Linked DNA regions of Homo sapiens: region 1 is linked to region 2. The links are chromatin loops, found by intact Hi-C in ENCODE. Cell type or tissue: endothelial cell of umbilical vein. All regions are shown on one strand. Links, peaks and the distances in the headings refer to the core of each region. The heading gives the core; the rest is flanking DNA. Region 1 has its middle 350 kb from the start of LINC01689. Region 2 has its middle 280 kb from the start of LINC01689.

Region 1 (12,294 bases), core at 1,844-9,843, 77 kb before region 2:
AAAAATGTGTGTGCTCTTGAGCCAAACATATAAGGAGAAAACTTATATTGAATTTATGTGCTGTGGAGTCCATAAGTCATTTCTTTTTAAGGGAGTGGTCAAATTTTTGTTATTATTATAATTAACAATTGTCATCAAGGCAATTGTCATCAAGGCAAGGTATCAAGTTCAAGCCCCAGCTGAGATCTGAGGGTAGTGGGTAGATGAGGGGTAGGGAGTGGGAAGAACACTGACGAGACAGCAGGTAGATGGGACATGGCTTTATTCAGCAGCTCACTCACACTGTGGGTGTTTGCATTTATGCACCTGGCAAACAACAGTGGCTACAAGCCAGGTGATGAGCCCTCCCATACTATGGCTACATAGCTGTGATTATATAATGCACAGAGTTGTGTGCCTGGAGTCCAATCTCGTTGAGTCACACAGGATGTTTATCTTGGCCTATGCCTGCCTGGCTGCAGTGCAGCCATGTTCCTTACACTCCACCCCCTAGGCCAAGGTAGTCCTCTTTGTGGGGACCTGTGCACACAGGGCAGTACCCTGGACCCAGAGGCCACAGCAACAATACAGAGAGCAACAACCTACTACCAATATTCCTACTGTGCTACCTATGATTATGAGAACCCAACATAGGCCAGAGCCCAGAGATGCCCACCATCTCTGCAGGGGGTTGTCAGTAAGGCACTCAACCACCTTAATCTCCTGTGACATCCCTTGTAAATCTGCTGTTGTGTTCTGCTGGTTGTCAGGGATGAATGTACAACACTGTATGCCTACAAGGGAACATAGTAACATCTTGGGCAGCTGTTACTATGTCTAAGGCCATCCAGTTTTGCAGCACCACCTTCCTGATCTGATCAACCTCATCGGTTAACAAAAGGAGGGTAACTTGGGTGTAATTCAGGGCCCAAGCTGTGTGCACTGCAAGGGCTGTAACCTGCATTTCTACATGAATAACACCTGCTCCTGGGATAGTTATTGCTAAGGGGTAGAGCCACCAGAGGGCCCGCTGCACTTACAAAAACCAGGAACGTAGCGCCTTCCAGTTATGTGGATGACAAGGCGATGTGGAAAGCACAGTGGCAGGCACATGGGCCACCCCCAGCAACAATATCCAGTCCAGTTGGCTGGCAGACATGGCCATCCTGTGTTCCCAAATACCCATAAACTCCCAGGGGGCACAAAGTCCATTGGGGCTTGGGCTTGGTAAGGAGACACATATTATGTTTGCACAGGCTGCAGCGGGCAACAATCCCACAGTGACTTCACCGCAGTGTTGCTCTATATATACATCATGGTACCTGCAATGAGAGTACCATGTGCTCTCTCATTAGCCAGCACCACCCATCATGGACACTATAAGTCAGCCGGGGGCAGGCCTGTCATGGGTTTTGCAATGCCCCCTATCCAAAGCTCACCATGTTGCATTCCAACCACTGTCTGTGGGACCCCAAGTTTCTAGCCATGTCTAGTAGTTCTTTTTAGAAGTTGGATGTACATTCCAGGGCAAGCCATCCACAGCTGCTGCTGGAAGGGCAGTGCAGATCCAACAGCTGGAGACATTGGTCACCTGGGCATAGGTGTGGGCCCAGTCCACAATGGTGTTGGAGCATGTCAACCTACGGCCGGAACCGCAAAGGAGGCACAAGTATTAACAGGGGTAAGTCATGTCCCTCAGGCAAAATACGGGCCAAATTTTCATCTCTGGAAAACAACGCAGCCTCCAAGGACTTCTTCTGCGACAGCTTATCAGATCCCTGTGTTTTTTTAGGGTCTTGTAACTGTGCCAAAGTCACAGGGGAGCTCATGTTAGACCACACAGGCAGTACACATGTCCCCCGGAGGAGGGTCCCTTCCCTGGCTGTTCCCCTATGAATGGTTAATCGTGAGGACCACACATTAAATACCCAAGGAGTAACATGTAAGTCATACTGCAGGCCCTCCCCTCTGGGGGCTATGTCAGCCAACCATCAGCAATGGGGGGCTTGGAGGGCCAACACCAGGTTTTCTGTTCTGCATTTGAGGCATTGGGGCAGGCAACAACAGATTACCATTTGTCCCCATAACTGGTCGGTGGAAGTCATCCTTGGTTTGTATCTGTAGCTGGATGGGGGCAGCGGCCCAGTGTCAGTGCCTCCACTGTAGCTGTGCCACCTTTCCATGGCTGCTCATTCAAGTTTTGGAGCGCCAGGTCCAACCTGGAACTCCAGCACCACAAAGACTGGGGAGTAAGAGTAACATGCAAAAGTAAACCATTCTTCAGGAGTCCACTATATCGCTCAATCATGCCAGCGGCTTGTGGGTTATAAGGAACGTGGAACCCCCATTGTATGTCCATCCGCTGTGCCCACTGTTGTACCTGCTGTCCAGTGAAATGTGTTCCCGTCACTTTCAATGGCCAGGGAATGGCTGTATAAGGCACCTAAGTGTTACAAGTCTCGAATGGTGTGTTGCTGGTCAGCCACCCTGCTAAGGTAAGCAAACAACAGGCTGGTGGCTGTGTCTACAGCTGTCAGTGCATGCGTGTAGCCCTGTGATTTTGGCAGTGGTCCAATGTAATCTATTTGCCATCTTGTCAAGGGCATCTGCCCTACACTCACTTGTTGTGTTACACTGAGCAGTGTCTCCATTACACTTGAGTGCATGACGGGCACTTCTCGCAGGCCTCCCAAAAGTCCCGCGAGGGCAAAGACAGACCCCAGCACCTATTGACCTGCCGCATCAGCTTATCTCCCACATGTCTCAGTTTCCTGTGTAGCCACAAGGCCGCATCTCATGTAGATGCCGACTCTAACCAATGGACCTTGACCAAGACATCTGCCTCATCATTACTGGAGGTGGTCAAAGGCATATGACCCTACACATGGTAGACAGTTATAAGGTCTTGCCACATGGTTTGCCCCAAATGGGCCAATGGCCTACAAGCCAATTCTGTAACTTCCAGGTAGTTAACCATAAGGTTAAGCCTCAATAGACTGCTCAACTATCAGTGCAGTTTACCATAGGCATCTGCTCTTTGGTGATCACCATCCACACTGCCCTGAGTTCAGCCCATTGGCAGCTTGGTCCACACCCAGTATCAAACCATACATGTCAATACTAGGCTGGACTGCTGTTGCATTCAAGGCAGCAGTAGTGTCCCAGCTGGACCCATCTGTATAACGTGCCCCATCAGGAATGGGGGGTGCCCTTCCTTAAACGGTGATGGCTCAGGGTCTAGGAGTGCCTCAGGCCCTGTGGCCTTGTCTTGCATTAGGACTACAGGCCCAGTGACCTCTTGTAACTCTGCTGCTAAAGGACTTATACTCTGTGAACTTTGCTGCTCCAATTTAGGTGCCCCACTTTGCTAAAGTGGATGTCTATGCCATCCCAGGGTTGGGGGTCATTACCCATGAGCACACCCCCCCCCCCCGCTATTGGGTAAGCCATCCATAGGATGACCATAGCCCATCCCTTCATGCTCTTGGCTTACAGGCCTGAAGTGTGGCATATGCAGCAGCTAATTGCTTCTCTATCAATGAATATCGGAGCTCCGCTCCTTTCCACAGCTAGGACCAAAAACCTACTGGCATTCTAAAGTGCTCTCTGTGCTGCCATAAGCCCCAGCCAAAACCATCTGTAGTCACATGTACATCAAGTTCAAATGGGCGTCCCTGATCAATCACTTGTAAGGCCTGTGCTTGCTGAATAGCCCACTTGGCTGACAGAAAGTCTGTCTCAGCCTCATCATCCCACTCCCAGGTAGCCCCCTTTTTTGGTCAACCAGTACAATGGTTTTATCATTTGAGCCAAATGGGGCATGAATGGCCAAAAGGCCTACAAAAAGTCTTTAGGTGTAGGCACCTCAAGGGGCCTACAAAGGACTGCAGCTGTCTCACCATGGTGGGTTGGGGGTATGCCTGGATTTTATTAATGATGGCCTCTGTTAAGGCCTTCATCTTACCTGATCAAATAACTCCTAAGAATTTGGCAGACAATCCAGGCCCTTGGACTCTGGATTTGTTGATGGCACAACTGCATACTGCCAAATGTTGCCACAAGAGGGGCGCCGCCACTTCTAAATGTGCAAGAGAATAAGAGGTTAACATAATATCATCAATATAATGGAACAGGTGGACCTCTTTTGGACATTTCCAGGTGGCTAAATCCATGGCCACAAGACCATGATAAACAGTGGGGCTATGTACATAGCCCTGTGGCAGCACAGTGAAAGTCCATTGTTGTCCTTCCCATGTGAAGGCAAATTGTTGCTGGCTCTCTGGAGCAATGTCAATGGAAAATAATGCATTAGCCAAATCTACAACATAGTGGTACTGTTCCAGTTCCATTGTCAAGTGGTCCATCAAATCCACAATGGAAGGTACAGCTGCACACAGAAGGGGTGTTACTTTATTCAGTTCCGAACAATCCACTGTCATCTGTCAAGTCCCATCAGGCTTTCTGACTGGCCATACCAGGGAACTGTAGGGGATATTGGTGTTATGCACTATTTGCACCTCCCCTAACTTCTTAATAGGTTCAGTTACCTCCATATATCCCCCTGGCAAATGGTATTGACGAGTGGAGGTAACCTGTCAGGGTTGTGGCAGAACTTGGGGCCGGTGATATGTATGTCCATGCAGTACCGGCTTTACTACAGGGACTTGAGTCTGAATTCTCTGACCATGGTGTACAAGTCCAGACCATGCAAAATGTCCATCCCCAATATACATTCAGGTACGGAAGAGACATACACAGTGTATGGTGGAGGAGCCAAGTGGCCAATGCCAAGATGCAGAGACACAGGTTTCACCATCACTGACTGGCCCACATAAACATCAATAAATGCAGCTCTGCCCAGAAACTTATCTGGGTTCCCATAAAAAAGATTGCAGTCTGCACCAGTATTTACCAGCGCTAGGACCCATCGTACATTAGTGGCAGACCAGTGGATTGCCAACTCCACGTATGGCCTTCAGTTGCCTGGTTCCCCCGCAACCCAGGTACCTTGGCCAGTTTCCTAATCAAACAGGAAAGGCTTCGTATCTAAGCCAGTCTGCAAATAGTCCTTGAGCTGAAGCGTCTGGGTGGGACTGGGTTGAGCAACATTGTTTTGCCCCCTCTTGGGTATTTTCCAGAATTGTTGCTCTGGGGACAATTGCCTCCAGAGCCAACAGCATTCTGTTGGGATGTCTGTCAATTTTCACTGGAGCAACACAGCTGAAATTAAATCAGTCCACATCTTCATGCGGTTCACCCACTGGAGCCCTCTCTTATCTCGGGGGGTGGGTACCTGTAGATGGAGCATCTTCCTCTTCTTTATGGCACAATTCCCTGGTCCTGTTGATGGCCTTCTGCCTCCTCGAGGGCTACCATAGTAGTAGTCACTTCATATATGCGACACCCCACATACGGGGTGAGGACAGCAGCCAGAGAGGCAAAAGCACTTAGGTGCACTTAGCCCAGAACAAGATTCCTCATATAAGAGACAAAACATTCATCATCTGGCCCCCAGGTATTCAGATCAAACATGGCCTGCCATATACCCAGCCCCTGGAGTACCTGCACCAAATCGGTATGCCACTGCCATCTACTGACAGTTTCTGGTATTTCACTGTCATCAGCCACTCAATCAGTGTGGTCACCTTGCCCCTGTGTTCACCAGCTGTAGCTGCTGAGGAAGGGAGGGGTAAGTTGTAATAGAAACCAGCTTCTCCACCTCAGAGGTGGAGCAGGAAATGCTGTCAGCTCCTTCATCCGAAAGACGAGTAACCAGGCAGGAAGGGGCTCCCCCAAAAGCTGCCCACATTGCTTGCCTAACTCCCGCAGCTCAGTGAGGGTATAAGCACTATAGGAAGTGTGTTCCACCACAGTAGGGGGGCCCTGAGCCCGCTCCTGAGGTCCCATTGGCTGCTCATGTTCTACCTTCTGACAGATCACAGGGCGAGCCTGCAGCGGGGAGCCTCCTGCTCCTCAGCATTAGACTGAACGGGGCAGTTCCCTGCCTGGAGAACAGGCTCAAGGTCACAGTGACGGCTGTCTCACTGTTTCCTGCCATATTGTTATTTGTTTTGTGGTTGTTTCTTCTTTCTTTCCTTTATTCTTTGTTTCCTGTTCCAGGCTGCTTTTCTGGGCCTCTAAATGCCCTGTTTGCACCTGGAGGTCCTTACCCACAGTTTTTGCTCCAAGCTGTGCATTTGAGCCCCCAGGCGCACAGCTTGCACCTGGAGGTCTCTTACCGGCGCAGTGTCCCTTAGGGACTGAACATGTACTTTCTGCAGTGCAGTCAGAAACGCTTATCTGACTCTGCTGGTGAAGGCGAATTCCTTCTCGTGCTGTGTGCTTCCAGCTGCTTCAGTGCTTTCTCCACACCCACAAGGGACCCATCCACAGCCTCCCACACTTACCCTGGAGCGCAGTGGAGCATCACTGCCAACGGGTACCTTATGTGCATACATGACAGGTTTAATCCATGTTGTTGCAAATGACAGGATCTCATTTGATTTTATGGCTAAGTAGTACTCCATTCTGTATAAGTACCACATTTTCTTTAACCATTTATCTGTTGATTGACACTTAGGTTGTTCCCAAATCTTGGCTATTGTGAATAGTGCTGCAGTAAACATGAGAGTACGTACATCTCTTTGATATATGAATCTCATTTCTTTTGTGTATATACCAAGCAGTGGGATTTCTAGGCCATATGTTAGCTCTAGTTTAAATTTTTTGAGAAACACCCATACTGTACTCTACAGTAGTTGAACTAACTTACCTTCCCACCAATAATGTACAAAGGTTCCCTTTTCTCCACATCCTCACCAGCATTTGTTATTGCTTGACTTTTGGATAAAAGGCATTTTAACTGGGGTGAGATGATATCTCACTGTAATTTTGGTTTGTATTTCTCTGATGATCAATGATGTTGAGTACATTTTCATATACCTTTTTGCCACTTTTATGTTTTCTTTTGACAAATGTCTATTCAGATCTTCTGCCCATTTTTCAATCAGATTATTAGATTATTTCCTATTGAGTTGTTTGTGACCCTTGTGTATTCTGGTTATTAATTCCTTGTCAGATGGATAGTATACAAATATTTTCTCCCTTTCTTTGGGTTGTCTCTTCACCTTGATGATTGTTTTCTTTGCTGTGAAGAAGCTGTTTAATTTGATGTGACCCAATTTGTCCATTTTTGCTTTGATTGCTCGTGCTTGCTTGATATAGCTCAAGAAATATTTGACCTGTCCAAGGGCCTGGAGAGTTTCCTCAGTGTTTCACTGTAGTAGTTTCACAGTGTCAGGGCTTAGGTTTAAGTCTTTAATCCATTTTGATTTGACTTTGTATACGGTGAGAGATGTGGGCATGCTTTCATTCTTCTGCATATAGATATACAGTTTTCCCGACACGATTTACTGAAGAGACTGTCCTTTTCGCAGCATATGTTCTAGATGCCATTATGAAAAATGAATTCACTGTAGATGTATGGATTTATTTCTGAGTTCTCTATTCTGTTTCATTGGTCTATGTGTCTGTTTTTATGCCAGCACTATGCTTTTTTTTTTTTTTTTTTTTTTTGGTTACTATAGCTCTATAGTATAATTTGAAGTCAGGTAATGTGATTCCTCCAGTTTTGTTGTTTTTGCTGAGAACAAACTCAGATCATTTATGGTTCCATAAAAACTGTAGGATTGTTTTTGTCAATTTCTATGAAGCATGATGTTGATATTTTGATAGGGATTTAATTGAATCTGTAGATTGCTTTGGGAAGTATAGAAATTTTAAAAATATAAATTCTTCCAATCCATGAACATGGAATATCTTTCCATTATTTTGTTCCCTCTTCAACTTATTTCATCAATGTTGTATAGTTTTCATTATAGAGATTTTTCACTTATTTGGTTAATTTCTAGGTATTTTATTTTTTATTTGTAGTAATTGTAAATGCAATTGCTTTCTTGATTTCTTTCTCAGATTATTTGCTGTTGGCATATAGAAATGCTTCTAATTTTTGTACATTGATTTTGTATCCTGCAACTATACTGAATTTGTTTATCAGTTCTAACTGTTTTTTAGTGGAATCTTTTAGTTTTCCCAAGTGTAAGAATATATCATCAGCAAACAAAGATAATTTGACTGCTTTCATTCCAATTTGGATGACCTTTATTTCTTTCTCTTGTCTGATTGCTCTAGCTAGGACTTCCAGTACTATGTTGAATACCAGTGGTAAAAGTGGGCACCCTTATATTGTTCCAGTTCTTAGAGACAAGGCTTTAAGTTTTTCCTCATTCAATATGATACTAGCTGTGGGTCTGTCATATATGGCTTTTCTTGTGTTGAGGTATATTCCTTCTATACTCAGTTTTTGAGGGTTTTTATTATGAAAGGATGTTGAATTTATCAAACAGTTTTTCAGCATCAATCAAAATTGTCATAAGGTTTTTGTCCTTATTCTGTTGATACGATGTATCACATTGATTGATTTGCATATGTTAAACCATTCTTGCATCCCTTGGATAAATTGCACTTGGCTATGAATAATGATATTTTTAATGTGCTACTGAATTTTGTTTGCTAGTATTTTCTTGAAAATTTTTGCATCAATGTTCATGAGGGAGATTGCCTGTGGTTTTCTTTTTTTGATGTCTCATTGTCAGATTTTGGCATCAGGGTAATACTAGCCTCTTTGAATGTGTTCAGAAGTATTCCTTCCTCATCTATTTTTTGAAATAGTTTGAATAGGATTGTTATTTGTTCTTCTTCAAATGTTTGTTAAAATTCAGCAGTGAGGCCATCAGGCCCCAGGATTTTCTTTGATGGGATACTTTTTATTATGGCTTCAATCTCATTACTTGTTATTAGTCTGTTTAGGTCTTAAATCCTTCATGTTTCAATTGTGGTAAATTGTATGTGTCTATGAATTTATCTATTTCTTCTACATTTTTTAATTTATTGGAATATAGTTGCTTCATAGTAGCCTTTAATGATTATTTGGATGGTTCTAGTGTCTCCTTCTTTTATCTCTGAAATTATTTACTTAGGTCTTCTCTCTTTTTTTCTTAGATAGTCTGGGTAAAAATGTGCTGATTTTGTTTTCTTCAAAAAACCAAGCTTTTGCTTCATTAATCTTTTGTATGTTTTTGTTTCAATTTCATTTATTTCTGCTCTTATCTCTGTTATTCATTTCCTTTTACTAAACTTGGATTTAATTTGTTCTTAACTTTCTAGATCTTTAAGATGACGAGTTAGGTTGTTTATTTGAGACATTTTTTTAACTTTTTATGTTGTAGGATTTACAGCTATAAACTTTTTTCTTAGTAGTGCTTTTGCCTTATCCCATAGGTTTTGGTATGTTGTGTTTTCGTTATCATTTGTTTCAATAAATGTTTAAATATTCTCCTTAATTTCTTCATTAACCCACTCGCCCTTCAGGAGCATATTGTTAAATTTCCATGTGTTTGTGTAGTTTCCAGAGACTCTTTTATTACTATTTTGTACTTTTATTTCATTGTGTTCAATTTTATTAGAAAAGATATCTGATAAAATTTCAAATTTTTAAGTTTAAAAAAAATTATTTTGTAACCTGATATATGGTCTATCCTTGAGAATTATCCATATGCTGAGTAGAAGAATGAGTATTCCGAAGCCATTGGATCAAATGTTCTGTGAGCATCTATTGGGTCCATTTGGTCTACAGTGCAGATTAGGTCTGATGTTTCTTTGTGATTTTCTGTCTGAATAATGTATCCAATGCTGGAAGTGGTGTGTTGAAATCTCCAGCTATTGCTGTGTTGAGGTCTATGTCTCTCCTTTTGGCTTTAATAGTATTTGCCTTATATATCTGGCTGCTCCAATGCTGGGTGCATATATAGTTACACTTGTCATAACCTCTTGCTGAAGTGACCCCTTGCTCATTATATAATAAACTTCTTTGCCTCTGTTTATAGTTTGTGTCTTGAGATCTATTTTATTAGATACAAGTACAGCTACTCTTGCTATATCTTTTTCTATCGTGTTACTTTTTGCCCCTGTGTGTCTTTATGGATGAAGCGTGCTTTTTCCAGGCAACAGATCACCGGGTCTTGGTGTTTTTTTTGTTTATTTTAAATATCTATTCAGATACTCTATGTCTTTTGGTTGGAGAGTTTAGTCCATTATTCAGTGTCATTTATTGATAAGTAAGGAGTTATTCCTGCCATGTTGTTATTTGTTTTGTGGTTGTTTCTTCTTTCTTTCCTTTATTCTTTTTCTTTCTTTGTTTCTTTTTCTTTTTTTTTTTTTTTGGAGACAGAGTCTCGCTCTGTCACCCATGCTCAAGTGCAGTGATGCAATCTCGGCTCACTGCAACCTTCGCGTCCTGGGTTCAAGCAATTCTGTGCCTCAGACTCCCAAGTAGCTGGGACTACAGGTGCACGCCACCACATCTGGCTAATTTTTGTATTTTTAGTAGAGATGGGGTTTCACCATCTTGGCCAGGCTGGTCTTGAACCCCTGACCTAGTGATCCACCTGCCTCGGCCTCCCAAAGTGCTGGGATTACAGTTGTGAGCCATTGCGCTCGGCCCTTTCCTTCATTCTTATATTCCTTTTAGTGATGGTAATTTTCTCTGGTGATATGATTTAGATTTTTGCTTTTTATTTTTTGTGTATGAGTTGTGTGATTTTGGTGTGAAGTTACCATAATGCTTCCAACTATTGATTTACAACCCATTATTTTGAGGTCATAACAACACTTTTTGCCTAAGCAAACAAACAAGCAAAAAGTAAACTAATAAATACTCTACACCTTAACTTTGTTCCCCTGCTTTTTAACATTTTTGTTGTTTCTATTTAAATCTTATTATATCCTCTATGTCTTGAAAAGTTGCTGTAGTTCTTATTTTTGATCACTTCGTATTTTAGTCTTTCTATTCAAGGTGTGAGTACTTTACACATCACAAGTATAGTGTTATAGTATTCTATGTTTTTCTGTGTGGAGAAGGGGTAACCCTCATATAGATGTTGGGTATATAAATTTGTGCAGCAACTTGAAGAACAGCATGGATGTTTCTCAAAAAATTATAACTAGAGCTACCATATGGTCCAGAAATCCCATTGCTAGGTATAATGTGCTAAAGAAAGGAAATTAGCATATCAAAAAGATGTATACATTTTCATGTTTATTGCAGCACTATTCACAATAGCCAAGATTTGGAAACAACCTAAGTGTCCATCAACAGATGAATGGTTAAAGGAAATGTGGTACATATACTCAATGGAGTACATTCAGCCATAAAAAAAATGAGATCCTGTCATTTGCAACAACAAGAATGGAAGCATAGGACATTATATTAAGTGAAAGAAACCAACCTCCAGAAGACAATTTTTGCATATTCTTACTCATTTGTGGGAGCTAAACATTAAAACAGTTGAATTTAGATAGAAAATAGAATGCTGGTTATCAGACACTGGGAAGAGTAATTTGTTGGGGGAAGTGCAGTTAGTTAATGGATACAAAGTAGAGTTAGATAGAACAAATAAGATTTATTAATAATATTAAATAGCTCAACAGGGTGACCAGAGGCAACAATAATTTTTTTGTACATTTAATTTTTATATACATTAAAATTAACTAAAAGATTATAACTGGATCCAGCACTTTGGGAGGCCACGGCAGGTGGATCACCTGAGGTTGGGAGTTCAAGATCAGCCTGATCAACATGGAGAAACCCCATCTCTACTGAAAATAAAAAATTAGCTGGGCATGGTGGTGCATGCCTGTAATCCCAGCTACTCAGGAGGCTGAGGCAGGAGAATCACTTGAACCAGGGAGGTGGAGGGTGCTGTGAGTCAAGATCATGCCACTGCACTCCAGCTTGGGCAACAAGAGTAAAACTGCATCTCAAAAAAAAAAAGATTACAACTGGAAAGTTTATAAAACATGGAAATGGTAAATATTTCTGGTGACAGTTATCCCATTTACCTTGATGTGATCACTATAAATTGTTTACCTTTATCAAAGTATCTTATGTACCCCATAAATATATACACCTACTATGTATCCCTTTGATGTAAAAACTGAAGAAATATTTAGAAAATTTGCTTAGGAAAGAAATAATAATAATATAAATTCAATTTTGGGTTTAATGATTTTCTCTGTGGTTTTTGTATTTTCAACTGTAGTCATTTCTATTCTTAATAAAAGGAAATATATTCTTGGAAAGAAAAAAATAAATTCACATTGATATTTCTACTTTATACTTAATATTACTATTTTTTAGTTAATATATTTGATAATTTTATATTTCTATTCTTAGTTTTACATTGAAATTAGTCATAC
Region 2 (12,294 bases), core at 2,512-10,511:
TAATTATAAAGAAAACAGTATCTCATTTCCAATGCCAACCAAGAAAAAAATTATTTAAAAAAATGGAATGAATAAAATGTGAGAAGTTTTGACAGAATAATAAATAATTAAAATGTGGTGTATCTTCCACTCTGCACATAGTTTTTTTTGTAAAACAAGGGGAGCAGGTGGTGTGAGAGAGAATTGTGTACAGCAAGGAATAAAAGGACACCCAGCATAAGGGTTGCTTCCAGCAGATTTATACAAGAAAATAAATTGTGGAAAGAATGTCATTATAATTGCTTAAAAATACTTTGCAATTTTGCTTTTCCATTCTCCTTTTCCTATTTCTACTGCCACCCATTTCACCTCTCATAACAACGTCTTTACTAGCTTTTGCTTTTATTACGTGCGACATAAGCTAGGGAAGAATAGTGGAAATGACTATATGAATGAAAAAAAGACATCTATATTTTGACCAAGGGTGACATCATTCTCCATATTCCAACTGGATATGATTCCAAAGGCAGACAGTAAAAAGAAGAAGAATGAGACTTAACCGAAGTATGAAATAAAGAGGAGATGTCAACTGTAGTTTCTGTTCAACAAGGGCTGAAAGTAGATTCTTTTAAACAAAATGTGAGGCATTTTATCAAACAAGCCATTTCTATTTTTGACCGAACTCTATAAATAACAATGTAAAGCAAAAGTGCTCTTTAAGTATAATGTAGTAGATTGGAAAATACTAAAAATCTAAAGGTATATTCTAAAACTACCATTATATAGACTTACTCATATGTAGTTAATATTTTGAATTCTGCACTCTACAACTAACATTAACTTGGAAATGTTTGTATCTGTAAACCACACACTTGTTTTTAATGAGTCTAGTTTCAAAGCAAAACTGTTCTCTCTTTCAAATTATGATTTTAGGAAGTAGTGTAATTTAGTGGTGATTCTTAAAGGAGTTAAGGACAATTGAGCTTATACTTTAGTGTCATACCACTTACTAGCTTGGACACACATGTGCCACAGGTTTCCTATCTATAAGAGAAAGTAAGCTGGGTATATAAGCTAAATAACATATGGATCAGGAACTGTTCTGAAAAACTGAATATACAGTGATGAACAAGAAAGACAATGTGCTTAGACTAGAAACCTAAATTCTCATAAGTGGATAAAACAACAAATAAATGACCAAGATAGATTGTATGGTGTGGCATCTGTTATGAGGTAAATAAAAAAGACAGTTTGTTAAAAGTGACTCTGTGAGGAAGATGTTTTTAATTGGGTGGTTCTGGAGTGCCTCAATGAGTAGGTGACGATTGTAATGTTCCTAAATGGTTAGGAATCTAGGATCTAAAGAAGACCTTTCCTGGTAGATGAAACATAATAGAAAGGCCCTAGGGTATACATTTGCTTCATTGGTAGGAAGAGAAAGAAGGCTGTGGTCGTCCGAGGAAAGTAAGTCATTAAGTAAGTCATTAAGAAAATGGCGTGCAATAGAAATGGTGGAAACAAAGAATGGTTCAGATCACAGAAGGCCTTGGGGACTGTAATGGATGCCATTGGCTTACCCTTTTATATTCATTATCTACTCTGTCATGTGCTTTATGTATTCAGAAATGTAAACTGTATAAATTGCTGCAGTGGGTTGATTTATTTTTGGTTTTGCTGTTGGGTTTGGCAAATAGGTGACCCCAGGAGGATATCCAGAAATTAAGAAGAAAAAGAGGTGTTAGTACTACTTCACTATGACTACGGTCTGAATATTTGTATACCTACAAATTTGTATGTTGAAATCCTAACACCCAGTGTAATCATGGCAGAAGGTAGGGCTTTTGGAATGTAATAAGGTTATGATGGTATAGTCCTCATGAACGGGATTAGTGCCTTAGAAGCCTAAGAGACACCTCTTACCCCTTCCACCATGGGAGGGTCCAGCAAGAAGGCACTGTCTATGGACCAGAAAGTTGACCCTCATGAGACACTGCGTCTGCCACCTCCTTGATCTCGTACTTCTCAGGCTCTAGAACTCTGAGAAATAGATTTTGTGATGTATAGGCCACCCAGTTTATGCTGTTTTGTTATAGAAGCCTGAATGGACTGAGACACATATTGATTCACCCTGGAGCAACAGGATCCCTCTATAGAAAGCCCCAACTCCTATGAGGTAGACCTGTCCAGACAGCTACTCTTTCTGGACACTGTAACAAATCACAACCCTTCAATCATAGGCTTGGTGAAGTCTCCCTCCTGTTGCAGGCCTGAAGCCCTGTACTACTCCCTGCTGGCTCACCTAAACTCTGACTACATCTACAACAATAATCCCATTATTTAGTTATCTTTAATTTGCCAAGTTTCAATGGGCTCTCTATTTCCTGCCGGGACTCTATCTGATGAAAACATAATAGTAAGGATTTGGTTTAATTATAACATGCATATTACATGCAAAATGCCTCATGTCATTACTCACAATTAGAAAACTTAATGCATTCTCAATGACACTATGGGAAACAGTGCTACATTTGCCATCCTCTCTCTTGATCTCTTTACCAGTGACCAACAGTGGACAGACCAGGAGATTGTATTTGTAGCCTTCAAATAGCACAAACTTGAATATTTTCTAGTAAATTTCCTGATTCTTCTCTTGCGATCTCCTGACTTCTGAAAAGGCAGAATGACCTATCAGGAATACCACAGATACTAATGGGCAGGTTGCAGGTAGTCTTAAGAAAATTTCCAGGCTGGGCGTAGTGGCTCACACCTGTAATCCCAGCACTTTTGAGGTCCAGAGTTTGAGATCAGCCTGACCAACATGGTGAAACCCTGTCTCTACTGAAAATACAAAAATTAGCTGGGCATGGGGGTGCATGCCTGTAGTCCAAGCTGCTTGGGGATGGGGGGGCTGAAGCATGAGAATCACTTGAACCCAGAGGCAGAAGTTGCAGTGAGCCGAGATTGCACCACTACACTCCAGCCTGGGCGACAGAGTAAGACTCTGTCTAAAAAAAAAAAAAAAAAAATTTCCAATCCACACCCCTGCAAGAAATGGAAGATGATAAAGAGGGGAAAATGCATAATTAATTTTGCTCTCGTAAGAATCTCCTTAAAAATCTATATGAACAGGCAAAAAAGGCATTGATTGTCTGAAAAATTGGAAGGGATTTTGCAAAATGAACTGCTTGCATGCTTGAATTTTTTACACCTAAAGTATTTCTTGCTTTAAATCATTGTTAAGTCTTAGTTTCTGCTCCTAAAATAAGGAAATATTGAATATTTTAAGACAAAACATCCAATCTAAGTATATGCTGTTCATTTAAGAAAAACACAGTTTCTCTTGAGATGGCTCAGACCTGCTAGTTTTTTTTAAGCAAAATAGATAAATAGAAAGATATTCAATCCAAGTTTAGGTTTAGTGCAAACACAGATAAAACGCTTGAGTTATTCTCCAAAGCTCTAGCAATTTCTTCCCATAAAACTACATCAACATAATACATTCTGTGTTTACACAGGTAAACAGAAGCAGAGGTTTGAACAAGAATCTGGTGATTTTGATCAGCATAAACATCCAGGAACTGAATTATCTGAATAGCTGAGATCAAAATCTCCCTCTTTCTTTCACATCAGGTTTCCATTTATTTATTTAGAACATTTAGCTGATGATTAAGGACACAAGATTTGGGGAAAGAGGGGTTTGAATTTTTTAAAATTAATTTGTGTACAAAGGGAATATAAAGACTTAAACTTTGTTGGGTATTCACCAGATAAGAGCATTTAGCCCTGACTTAAGAAATGTAAATCAAATCTCCACATCACACAGGAGAAAGTTGACAATTATAAAAGAAAATAAAATAATGCAGTATTTTCACTAGGTCCACATTTTCAAGTTGTTTTAAGATAATACTATTTATTTTCATAAAACAGGAGGTTCCTTTGTCAACGAATTCAACAAAGCTGTAAGCAAAGCCAATGGAAGAATATGTCAGATACTGAGTTTATGACAGGTAAGTTGTTTGCTTTTGGAGGTGGTTGTAGATGTTGCTGTCTTAATTAGTATTGAGGGAAATGAGAAGGCTTAAGATACTTTATCCATTTAGAGGTTCAAGGTACCTAGGCCCAAATATTCCAATGAACCACATTTTTTTTTTTTTTTTGAGACAGGAGTCTTGCTCTGTTGCCCAGGCTGGAGTGCAGTGGTGCGATATCGGCCAATAAACCACATTTTTGCATTCAACTACATGAAATGTTGATTAAAGTCTTCGAGAATAAACAATAGCATCAGCAGCAACAACAACCATGAAATATTTCCTTCTCATTTCTAACAGTTATGACTACACTAGGATTTCTCTGTTTATAAATCTTTCCTTTTTGGGCTATCAAGTAGTCTAATCACTCTCAGTCTTAAGCTTTATTTGTTTTTACTCAGCCATTGGTTAATTGGTTCACTCAACAAACACAGTTGTGAGATGCCTACTAAACGTCAAGGTAATACTAAATAATGAGAATATACAGATTTATAACACAGAGACATCATTTCTACTATGGAGGGGGTTAACATTCTTTAATTATTAACCACTAGTATGGTAGTAAAAAGAAAATAAAATTCAACCGTTACTTTACAGTTACATTAGGATTTCAAGTTATTTTTGGTTAGAAATTAAAACAATCATGAGGCATTTAACTGGAACTTTTATATTTAAATTAGTATTTTCTAACCTATTTCTACTAGCGTTTTTGTTTTTTACTAATGATAAAGAGGACCATTATAAACTGGAGGGATTCAGATGTCACAACGTTATTATAAGGTTTGACTTACTGTAAAATTTCCTTACCTGGAAGGTTTAAGTCAATTACAGCCCTGCAGGGGGAGTCTTCATTATTACAAAAGGAACTTGAGAAGGGTATTTATTTGTTCTTCTGAACAAGGGCACCAATATACATATTTTGCTTACAAATGGTAGGTTTGTAATTAGGTCTCTTCTAGTATGAACTAAACTTGAACCTTCTTATTTTGCCTAAGTGTTCTCTAAATTACATGTGTACTTTGATTTTTAGTAATTTACTTCATTGTCTCTCAAGACACTACTAGTGCTTATGATTACCTTTTTTAGCAATTGATGATCCTTAATAACTGATTTTCTAAGTGGAATACTTAAAAATTCTCACAATAAATTTTTAAAGTATAAAAGCAACAACATTTCTGATATACAGGCTCTTCTTTAGCTGCAGGGTGTGTGTAAAACTCAGTAATCTTATCTTGGTATGGATTTGACTTCCTGTAGATTAACTGTACTTTAATCTGCTTATGTTCTGATTCTCATATTTTTCACTATTCCTTCTGATACAGTTAAACAAGCTTAGGGTGCAAAGCTTACAGTGCTATCCCTGAGACAGCAAATTAAGTAATTACTAATCAAAAGAAGAAGATGAAAGGAGAGATAGATAAGTCATTAGCATTGATTTTAACTAGCAATTCTAGGCCACCATAAGTCAAAGAGTGAGTTCTTGGAGAGAAAGATATGGACGCTCCATCCCAGAAACATAGCAGAAAGTGGGATTTTGGGGAAAAGGAATGAGACCCCAATCTTCTAGGTTGTTCAACCCATAACTATAGTAAGTAGAGCACCAGATAACCTAGACTCTTGCTTCCCTTATGTAAAGTTTCATACTCAAATCTAGATGCCCCATAAGGTGCAACATCAGATCTGCACCTTTGATTATAGCCTCCTTTATTCTCATACTGATTCCATTCAGATTAATATCTGCTGTATGCATATTTATATAATGACATAAATATTGACTCTAGTAAAGAAGAAAATCAGATTTTTAATTAAATGATTAATGCTAGTAATAAAATATTTGTCTTTTATTTAAAGTTGTACACAAATGTTGATAAAATAGTTAGCTTTTAAGCTTTCTCCTGTCTCCACAAGCCAAAAGCTTTAGAAGGCTGAAGAATTTAAATATCATTTTTAAAAGCTAGTATATGTTCCAGAATTTATTTATAAAAAGATTTTGTTGTTTTGTGCATCACTTCACAGAAAAATTAACGTCATTGGAGTTACTAAGTCAATGATTCTTGGTAGTATAAATGGATTTTTGTGGCAACCGATATAAATTTACATAGGAAGGACTGCAGAAAGCTCGAGGAAAAACCAACACCAGAAAAAAAAAAAAAAAAAAGCAGAAAAGCCAAAATTTCTCTCCCAGGAGAAGCCATGTGCTATTAGTAGCAATGTAGCAATGCCAAGTTTGTGAAAATTAGGGTTTTGACAAATCCAATGCTAGTGGACCTTGACTGATTTTTCTGTTTTGACAAATAGCATAAGTCATTTGAATGAAGCTAATTCTGCTGACAAAAATTATGGATTTATTTTTTCTGTCATTGTACGTTGCTCACAGGATAAAAAAAAAAAACTACTAATAAATTCATTATGTTGCATTTCTAAGCCTTGAGAATATCCTGACTTCTTTCTATTTTGTTTTTGCTTGAATATTTCAAATGTTGATTGCAAAAACGCCCCCTGCTGACCACAGCTCCCCGTTATGCATGCTGTTTGTACATGTCATTGCAGCTCTTCCCATTTAGAGGTGGACTTGCTTTCTCTATCCCCTGAATCAGAGCTGGCCTTGTGACTTGATTTGGACAATAGAATGCAGGGCAGTCATGGTGTGGCATTCTGAGCCTAGTTCTCCAGAAAGCTGGCATGCTGCCACTCTCTTGGAATGCTGCCCTTTTGCCTTGGACTGGCCAGCTGTAGGATTAGAGACTACAATGAGCAGAGCTGATGCATCTCAGCTAAGGTCATCTTAGACCAGCCAGTTCCCACTGACTCATCTCCAACATCAGCCAAATATGACCTAGATCTGCAGAGCCTTCCAAAGATCAGTCTCATGAGAAAGAATAAAATGATAATAGTTTTAAAACTCTAAGATACCGGTGTTTGGTTACAAAAAATAATTAAAAATTTGAAATGAACTGCTGACTGTCATGGTATTAAATCTCACATATTTATTTAACAAATATTTACTAAAATTCGCCAAGTGCCTAGAACTCTGCAAGGCACTCCAGAGGAAATAAAAATTATATGAAAACAAGACTTTGACCCAATTAACATAATTCTTGAGGAGAACAACACTGCATGCCCTACGCAAGTCTTGAATATTTATGTACACTTCAAATTTTCCTGATTCATGACAATTCTCTCATTTTTAATCTAGGAATACCACCAAGACTTTCTGACTTCCAAGGGGCTTTAGAAATATTCAAATCTTCAGAGGAATCACTTCATGGTAGTCAAATTCTAGAAAACAATGTATATCCTTGCGTTAGGACTAAATTAAAATAATTAATTAAGACATAAATATAACTAAAGTTCCTTTTAAAAGTCCTGCTCTTAAGTAAAATTATGTTAATATTACCCTGCACTAAAATATGAAAAAATAAAGTTATTCATAGCTTATTATATTATTTACTGTTTTAATCTTTCTGTTATGGTTGTTTGAATGTTAAATTTGATGCCTTTGTTTTATCATTGTACCAAGAATGATAGTTCTCAATATAAAGTGAAAGCTGCAAAAAAAAAAAAAAAGTAAGCCTTTTTGTTTTTTCCGACAGGAAATTACTTTCACACAGGCAGACTTACTAGATTAACCATTCATGGCTACCCACTTAAATGGAAAGAGACCCACAGTAGCAGATTGTGGATCGTTCTACAACATCTTTAGCGTAAACTTAAAGGCAAAAGGAATTAGTCTTGACAAACCCCTAAACTGGTCAAGTAGAAAAATGCCCCTGATAGAAACTTCCCTCACTATGTTGTGTTATTAGTGAAAAGAGGACAAGGGAGTAAAACAATGTTAAGAAGGAGGAAGAAAAGAGTGCATATACCATAAAGAGCAGGCAAGTGAACCACAAATGAGGCTTCTCCATTTAGCCCAGTTCCTCCTTTTTAAGCACTACTGAACAAACTAAAGAACTTCTCTAGGCCTCCATGTGCCCTATTTTATAAAATTTTTACAAGAACCCTATGCAACTAAACTTTAAAGAGTCTTAATACTCCCTATTAGAGAAATACGGAATAGGCTGGGCGCAGTGGCTCACGCCTGTAATCCCAACACTTTGGGAGGCTGAGGAGGGTGGATCACCTGAGGTCAGGAGTTTGAGACCAGCCTGGCCAACATGGTGACACCCGTCCCTACTAAAAATACAAAATTAGCCGGGTGTGATGGTGCATGCCCGTAATCCCAGCTACTCGAGAGGCTGAGGCAGGGGAATAGCTTGAACCTGGGAGGTGAAGATTGCAGTGAGCCAAGATCGTGCCTCTGCACTTCAGCCTGGGTGACAGAGTGAGACCCCATCTCAAGAAAAAAAAAAAAAAGAAAAAGAAAAGAAATACAGAATATATGACCTCTTTTGAATTAGATTATTAAATTTTTGTGCCACCTATCACCCCCAAAATGCTATGTATAACATGGTACAGTTAAACCTAATTAAGCATAAACATATTCCATGTGATTTTTTAGCGTTTTATTATATTTAAAGTTGAAAATCATGTGTACATTCTGCACACACATATTAGTATATAACCAGCCAGGCACTGGCTCTGGCTCTAAGGACTTAAGATTAATTAGACAAATGAGTTGTATTATTCTTGTATGTTTATTGGTTTATAACAATGCAACTGTCTCAGGGACTTCAAAATGGATTGAGATAGTCTGGATCACTCCAATTTACATCTTCATTATGTTATCATAGATCACGTTATGAATGTAATTAGCATAAGGGTAGAAAATTTTTTTAAAATGCTGAAGTTCTTAGTGTAATGGATGAAATAAGAAAGAAGGGAAACATGGCTAGGAGAATGAAGTATGCACACTTTTGAAATAATCTTAGGAAAAGCTTACACTTTCTTGATATTTAAAAATATTTTTAGTTCTCGCATATCATTGATTATGTGAATATATAAACACATACAGAACATTTTTGCCTCCCAATTATTTAGAATGCCATTGTTTTTGTCATTTCCTTCGTCCTTAGAGTTGTATTAAACTGTATAGCAATTTATTTCAAGGTACAAATGGTGGTAATTAAGTGGATGATAGATGAGCAGAAACTTGGGTATAATAGAATACATTAAATTTCTAGCATTTACTTCAGTGTCATTTGTCATTTCTAACAAAGAATGATTCACCACGGGATTGTGAGAAATTTTCTATACTGGGTAGATATTGGTATCTTTAGTATAGCTCAGTTTCTGGTAAAAGCAGGAATTAATATGAGGTAATCACTCAAGAAATTTCTAATCTAATTACTATATGATTTAAGGGGTAAAAGTCTCTAAATCTTGGAAATAACCTCTGGATTATATGCCCAAGAGCAAGTTGGCAGTACAGTAGATATTCCAGAATGAACCACTCTTCTATAGTTTACAAAAATTACAGTCACTCATAAGACGCCATAACAACCAGGACTCTAAAGCAGAGTGTAAAATAGTTATGAATGTAGTCAAGTATACATGCTATTTTCTAAAATTGCTTCTGTACATCATGTAATTTCCTCAGGTGAAGTCATCTAACATATTATGTGTGGTACCTAGGAAGAGAACTTTTCATGAACACCATCTGCATTCTGCCATTTTGTGGTCTTAATAAGAGCCTTCGCAATGCAGGGGGTGTGGAGAATTGACAGATTTTGTGCATATTCATGCTTTTTCACCATGTTTGCTATATTCATCAGAATATAAGCTTTCAGGTTTAAAAGATGAGCTGAAGTTCATTTTGCTGTGCAAATCAGCACATTAAGGAAGCCAAGCAGAAAAGCCTTCGAGGTAAACAGAAAACCTGAAAGGGGCTTTGCTCTCAACTATAATGGGAAATAAGATTTAAATGTTAATTTGACCTAAGAGTCAGAATCAAGAAGTACAGAAAAAAAAGTCCTGAAAATGTGTATACAGTTGCACCTTAGAGTGTGAAAAATGACAGAACTTACTTAAAAGTTAAAAAATATTCTATTAAAACTTACCATTCATGTAGGTTAAACCACTGTAACGGAAAGACTCAAAGGGTATTTATTTATTTATTTATTTATTTACTAATAGTATAGGTAGGTGTTCCTGGTTGGTAGCTAGCTCTCTTCCACATCGGGACGCAGGCTACGTTTTTAATAGTACTTTTTTGTCTTCTAGGGCCTTGCCATTGTTCATATCATAAAGCTGGTCTATCATGCCCAGTGCTTGGACAGAAGAAGAAGAGAGCAATGGAGACAGCCCACCTGCTGGGTTAAAGGCTTGAGCATTACAGCAGCACATTCAGCTCTCATTTTATTAAAAAGAATTTGGTCAAATGACCACACTGACTGCAAGAGAGGCTAGTAAAGTAGTTTTGCTGTGCATCCAGGAAGAGGAGCAGAAATGATTTTGTGCTACAGTCATCTACATGTAATACACATCAACAAACAAAAACATGTATGTTTCCAACATATATGTTTGGAGACAGAGTCTCGCTCTGTCCCCCAGGCTGGAGTGCACTGGCACAATCTCAGCTCACTGCAACCTTCCCCTCCCGAGTTCAAGTGATTCTCATGCCTCAGCCTCCCAAGTGGCTGGGACTGCAGGCACGCGCCACCACACCTGGCTAATTTTTGTATTTTTAGTAAAGATAGGGTTTCGCCATGTTGGCCAGGCTGATCTTGAACTCCTGACCTCAAAAAACAAAACAAAGCAAAACAAAACAAAACAAAACCTCAGAACTAATTGGATTAGGATCCCACCATAATAGGCTCATTTTAAATTAATCACATTAATCACTTCTTTAAACACAATTACCGTATTTCCAAATAGGGTTACAATCTGGAGTACTGGCTGTTGGGACTCGAACATATGAATTTTGGGGTGACACAAGTCAACTGAGTACATTCTGTACTCTCCCTAAAATAAAAGAAGTTTAAAAACAATTGCTGTCAGTCATTTGGCTGTGTCATCATCTAAGCTATCTAATGATAAGAGAAACAGCAGTAACTGTTAGCATACCGATTGTATAAACTTGGGGGATATTTATGAATACAACATCAGTGTGAATTACCAGTTTAAGGACTTTACAGAGAAAAAAGAGGAAGGAAATTTATGTCTTCAAGTCCGGATATTTAGATGTGTGCTTGAGTGAGTAGCAATCTTTCTGAACCTCAGATTTCTTTTATGTAAAATGAAACAAACCATATAAATCTAAGTAGAAACTAAATTGCATCATTTGTCAAAATTAAAACAAGATAAAATGTGTGAAAGCATTCTGTAATATTTTAGGTGACACATATTCATACTGGACAAATTGTGAATGATTTCTGCCTTTAAAACTCAAAAAAAAAGGCTAAATTGTGGATGTTATTATTTACTATTTAAATAGTTGAATAATTTAAACTAAGCCTTTCAACAAATAATTGCCTTATAATCAATTATCCATGCCTTCTCTTTTTATGTTTAAAGGAAAATAAAAATATCGTTATTTGCCTTTTTACTTTTATCATTTGCAGCTTCTTTGAAGAAAAATAATCTGTCAAATTTTTGGTCCTAGTATTACAGCAATTCCTTCCAAACATTTTTGGGAGTATATCTCTATCAGTAAAAAAATGATGTTAAGGCCAGGCATGGTGGTTCATGCGAGTCATCCCAACACTTTGGGAGGCTGAGATGGGTGGATCACCCAAGGTGAGGAGTTTGAGGCCAGCCTGGCCAACATGGTGAAAATACCTCTCTTACAAAAATAAAAAAAGAAAGTGAAAGAAAGAAAGAAATATCCTGGTATCGTGGTGCACACCTGTAGTCCAGCTACTTGGAAAGCTGAGGCAGGAGAATCAGTTGAGCCCGGGAGGCAGAGGTTGCAGTGAGCCCAGATTGCGCCACTGCACTCCAGCCTGGGAGACAGAGCAAGACTCCATCTCGAAAAAAAAAAAAAAAGATGTTAAGTTTGCATTATATGTGTTTATATGTGCCTATGTGTGTGCATAGAAATAAATAGAAAGAAAGATATGTGTACATAGCAGTATTATATATCTTAGTGTATACATATATATATGATAAGAAATAGAATCTTTAAACAGATGAGATGAAAAAGGAAATTTTGTTAAATCAGTTAATTTTATTTACTAGAGATAGAGAACCTTTTTTCCTCACTAATATATTGCTAATACATATTGTTTTATAAAATGAAAAGATTACTATTAATGTATGTTTATAATAATAGTGAGAATTATGTTATTCATTTTTATGCCCCCTGAGAATATTGGCTTAATATTTTAAGAGACACATTTTCAAAAGT

Evidence for each region. Peaks named below come from ENCODE experiments on the same cell type or tissue, not always from the same donor. Only the 100,000 strongest peaks of a DNase experiment are listed, where the experiment ranks them.
Region 1: it touches region 2 in a loop (9-fold over the local background); 2 of 110 quality-filtered maps call a loop at or near these places.

The regions. Positions count from the first base shown.
Region 1 is chr21:23,963,237-23,975,530 of GRCh38, forward strand. No RefSeq gene overlaps it. Among named protein-coding and RNA genes, the nearest start is that of LINC01689, 350 kb to the right of the region's middle. In endothelial cell of umbilical vein, for the core only: CTCF peaks have their summits at 5,559 (motif pointing left) and 5,759; a DNase peak (open chromatin) is centred at 5,585.
Region 2 is chr21:24,039,351-24,051,644 of GRCh38, forward strand. No RefSeq gene overlaps it. Among named protein-coding and RNA genes, the nearest start is that of LINC01689, 280 kb to the right of the region's middle. In endothelial cell of umbilical vein, for the core only: a CTCF peak has its summit at 6,538 (motif pointing left); DNase peaks (open chromatin) are centred at 6,691 and 7,721; H3K27ac peaks cover 1,658 bases.